Linked DNA regions of Homo sapiens: region 2 is linked to region 1. Evidence: read pairs that join two places in POLR2A ChIA-PET (ENCODE). Cell type or tissue: IMR-90. All regions are shown on one strand.

Region 1 (2,500 bases):
CAAAGTAAAATAATTAACTATTTTCATTTGTCTATGATGTGTATTGTAATAATTCCCAACCCCCCCGAAAAAAAAAAAAAACAAATTGAAAGAATGGAACAATGAGCACACATATGCACACTTTCAAAATTTATCAACATTTTGTTCCACCTATATGCAGAGGTATAATTTATATTAAAAATGTGCTGTTTTAAAATAAAAAAGTTGAATGAGTTTTGATAAATATGAATAGTAATGTAAGAGAACTAGTACCATCAGAACATAGAAGACTTCTGTCTTCTGGATTTTTGCCATCAGTTCCTTTTTAGTCCATTACTTTACCTCACCCCAGTCCTTGGCAAAAATGTATTTATTTTCTTTTCCTTTGGTTTTACCATTTCTAGAGTATCATGTAAATGAAATAAGACTATATTTAGTGTTTTACATCTGGCTTCCCTAACATACTGCTTTAGAGTTGCCATTTTGTTGCATACATCAGTAGTTCATTCCATTTAATTGTTCAGAAGTATCTTATTGTATGGATATACTAAAATTTCTTTACCCACTTCCAGATTGAGGGAAACTGGTTTTTTCTTAGTGTTTGGCTATTATGAATAAATCTGTTATAAATATTTGTTTACAGGTCTTTGTGTAGTCCTACATTTGCATTTATTTTGAGTAAAAACCTAGAAGTGACATAACAAGATCATATGATAATTGTTTATGTAACTTTACAATTAGGTACTCTAATGCATTTCAGGTGTTCTACTCCCTCAAGAAACTTTCAAACTGTTTTCCATAGTGTCTGCATAATCTTGCATTTCTACCAGCAAGTATGAGTTTCATTTGATCCATGTAACCAAGACTTCGATCTATCACTTTTTTTTTCTTAAATTTTACCCATTCTGATGGATATACATGGGTATCACATCATGTTTTTAATTTGCATTTCGCTGATGAGAAATGTTGAAATCTTTTCATGTGTTTATTATTGGTATATATTCTTTATTGACATACTACTTCAAATCTTGTCTATATTTTGTATATGGTTTTCTTACTATTATTGAGTCCTAAGAGCACTTTTTAATATTCTGGGCACAGTGCTACTGACAATTTTCTTCAATTCTGTGGCTTGTGTTTACATTTTCTTAACGGTGTGTTTTGAAGAATGGAAGTTTCTAATTTGGTGACACCTGTAAACTGTAATAGAAAGTTTGATTTTATTTTGATCCTTTTGGACAGCTTTCATGCCCAACACATATCACTTTGCGTTGTGCCTCACTTCTATGAAAGCTGATAAGAAATTTCAGGTGCTCGGGTGGGTGCGGTGGCTCACAGCCTGGAATCTCAGCACTTTGGGAGGCCGAGGTGGGCAGATCACAAGGTCAGGAGATCGAGATCATCCTGGCTAACACGGTAAAACCCTGTCTCTATTAAAAAGACAAAAAATTAGCCAGGCGTGGTGGCGGGCGCCTGTAGTCCCAGCTACTCGGGAGGTTGAGGCAGGAGAATGGCCTGAACCGGGGAGGCGGAGCTTGCAGTGAGCCGAGATTGCGCCACTGCACTCCAGCCTGGGCGACAGAGCAAGACTCGGTTTCAAAAAGAAAAGAAAAGAAAAAAAAAAAGAAAAGAAAAGATAAAAAAGAAATTTCAGGTGATCAACTCCCTTATTTGTTGTGGGCAGGAAGCTCAAATCAAGGAAGCCCCAGCTCATGCAGGAAAACCCTAGCTCCACCGCATAATCAGAATAAAACACCAAAGCCAATCACTTCTTGCTCTAGAAGTTTGTGTTGATTTTCCCAGAAAGCCTCATTATGAGAGCTGAGGCGGGAAGATCGCTTGAGCTCAGGAATTTCAGATCAGCCTAGGTAAAATAGCAAGGCCCCATCTCCAAATAATAATAATAACAATTAAGGAATTAGCCTATTTCTGTCCTCTTGGTACACGTGTGGCATCATCAGTCTTAATATTTGTATCAGTTGTCTATTGATACTGTAACAAATTACCGAACACGTAAACTGACTTTAAAGAGCACAAAGTTATTGTCTTAAGTGTTCTATGTTTTAGAAGTTTCACTGGATGAAAATTCATGTAGTGGCAAGATTAATGAACTTTATGGAGTCTGTGGGAAATAACTAATTGCTTTGCTTTTTCCAGCTTTGAGATATCACTTGTAATCCTAATACGATAGCTTCTTTCTGCAACTTCAAGCCCCCAGTGTTGCATCTTCAAATGTCTTTCTGACTCTGGCCCCTCTCCTTCCATATTCAACTTTATTCTTACATCAAGTCCACACAAATAATCTGGATTATTTTCCCATTTTGAGGTCCGCTGCTTAGCGACCTTAATTCTATTTCCACCTTAATTTTCCTTTATTCTATAAATTAACATATCCGCAGGTTATTAATCCTCAGAATAGATATTCCTTTTTGCCTAGGTGTCCGTAGGGTTTTTAAACTGGCACAATAGTTCACACTTGGCTTTTAATAATTTGGTAAAAGTACAGGCTTTTTTTCTTTTT
Region 2 (2,500 bases), 860 kb after region 1:
AGAGACTGAGCCCGCTTCCCCGCCTGTCGGGTTTCGGGACCAAACGCATCTCGGGCTGCTGGGCCCCGGAAGGACGCAAACCTCGGGCAGCAAAGGAAAAAGACCTCCCCCTCGCGGGCCCTGGGGCTGAAGGAAGAACTCGGTTGGAGGAAGGGAGGAGGAAAAGGAAACGCTCATCTTTTCCCGTTTTGTTTTATGTTTTGGTTTGGTTTGATTTTTCCTCCACTGAGCGCAAAACAGAATCAGCCGCGACTCTGGCTGGCCTGGAGAGCATCCATTATTTAATGAAAAACAAGAGATCATTTTTTTTCTTCTTCTTCTTTGAAATAAGTTCAGCAGCACTTCCCTCTCCCTCTCCTCCGTTCTTCTCCCTTGCCCAATTTACCCTCTCCACCATTTTTACCGTTCCCATGAAATAATTTTCCTCAGGTTTTATGTCTCGTGTATCAGGTTTTCATCTGCTCAAATGCCTTCAGAACATACTATTCCGCTAATGTGGACTTCCACTCCCAATGTTCCAGTCCTTTCCAGTCCAGGGATTTCTTTAATAGGTGAGGTTTGTCCTTCCCTTCCTTGGCCCTGTAACAGGAACACACATTTTCATTCCATGCCACTTGCATTCCAAACCCTTGCTGAGTTGCTATTTTGCCTGCAGGCTCTCAGAGAACATCAAAGGAATTTGGCTTTGACTGTCTTTAGACCCTGGGTTGGTCCCTATGGTGGAGCTGCTCTCTAGATTTGGAATCCGCACATCTTCACTCTTTTCTTTAAAGCCTATTTCAGTCCCCAGCAGTAAAACCATGTAAAATGCTGAGGCAAAGCTGTGAAGGAGGTTAGTTTGACTTATATACTTATATTCTGCACCTCCAACCCAGCTGTTGCCATTTTCTCTCCCCCCTCTTCTTTTTTCCTCATCTAATTTCTCCTCTTTGTTAGAACTTGAGTTTCTGGCATCCAAAAAGTTAATTCAACTTCCTTGAATCAGATATGAGAAAAGAGCTGGAATTTGACATTTTGGCTGTGTTGTAAAGTTGTATCACACAAGCATTCATTCAGCAAACATGCATTGAGCACTTACTATGGGCTAGACATTGAGAAGAGGCCAAGGTGCTAAAAACATAAATGAGGTTTCTATTGCATCACCTTCTCTCCTCCCACTGCCTTACTATCTCTTCCATTATAGCCATCTTTATCATCACCATTTTTTGTAATATTAACTAAGTCCTTAATATATGCCGGACATTGACGTAGGAGCTTTACATGTGTTTTGTCATTTCAATAATATAAGGATTATCTGAGATCAGCAGCATATTAGCTCCATTTTGTAGGTGAGAAAACTGAGGATTAAAGAAGCTAAGAAGCTTCCTCAAATGCACACATCTAACATGTGTTGATGCAGGGGGTTGTAAACCAGACAGTCTGACTCCAGACTTGTGGTACATCCCTTCTAAGGAGTCACTGTTTTAGTGGAGGAGTCAGACTTGTAAACAGATAAATGTATCAAAGAGGTAAGTGCTAAAGCTGTAGAAATACAGTGGCAGCAGTGACTAACACTGCCTAGGGGAATCAGGAAAGGCTTAACAGACAATTTGACATGTGAGGTGGGTCTTGAAATATGAGTGGGAGTAACCCAGTCAAAGGGATGGGAGTGGGAGGTACATTCAGGCTGAGGGAACCACATATGTAATTAAACGGTTGAGAAAGGCTGCCATGGTATGTTTAGAAAACAGTGAGTGAAGCGTAGAGTTCATGACAGAGTGTTGTGATATGGTTTGTGAAACCAAAAAGGGGCAAATATACAACTAGGGGCAAGAATGTCAAGGACTCTATAGATCTTGCTATTAAGTGTAGCTTTCATTGTGAAGATTAAATGACTCCAGCAGAGATTTTAAAGAAAGGAAGTGACATAATCAAATTTGTCTGTGTCTGTCTGTTTGTGTTAAGATGAGCAGGGGAAGTCTGGAGAATAAAGAGAAGAGCCAGATGGCAGGGACACTGGTTTTAAACTTGCTATATAGATATGAGAGGTGATGAGGGCCTGGGCTGGGAGTAGTGAAACTGGAAAAAAGGGATTTTTGCTTTCCAAAGAATATTGGCAATAAGACTTCTGTTTCTGGAATAAAAGGCTTTAGGTACAAAGAATTTCATTCAGAACAAGGAGGCCTCTTAAGAGAGCACCAAACCAGCCCTCTTCCTTTTATAGGTATAGTTAAAGTCTATGAAGCTTAGGAAGATGAAACCACGCAATCAACTAGTGGAAGAATAACAGCCACCTTTTATTCAGAGACTACTATTCACACATTTAACATTCTGTAATACATTTGACCCACATAACGACTTTTCAGGGTAAGTACAAAGCTACTCTTAACTGCGCTCAACAGAAGAGGAAGCTAAAGTCAAAAAGTTGATGAAGGCTACACAGATAGAGACAGAACAGGGATTTAAAATTATAGTTATCTAATCTCGCAATTTGTGTAGTTTTTATATGCCATGTGCTGAG

What was found. Peaks named below come from ENCODE experiments on the same cell type or tissue, not always from the same donor. Only the 100,000 strongest peaks of a DNase experiment are listed, where the experiment ranks them.
Region 2: POLR2A ChIA-PET joins it to region 1 with 5 read pairs; 3 of 35 experiments call an interaction of 5 or more read pairs at or near these places.

Annotation. Positions count from the first base shown.
Region 1 is chr3:104,491,950-104,494,449 of GRCh38, forward strand. No RefSeq gene overlaps it. Among named protein-coding and RNA genes, the nearest start is that of ALCAM, 870 kb to the right of the region's middle. In IMR-90, no CTCF peak of the experiment used is centred here; no DNase peak of the experiment used is centred here.
Region 2 is chr3:105,354,003-105,356,502 of GRCh38, forward strand. No RefSeq gene overlaps it. Among named protein-coding and RNA genes, the nearest start is that of ALCAM, 12 kb to the right of the region's middle. RefSeq lists an enhancer at 1-94. In IMR-90, no CTCF peak of the experiment used is centred here; a DNase peak (open chromatin) is centred at 1,459; H3K4me3 peaks cover 677 bases; H3K27ac peaks cover 889 bases.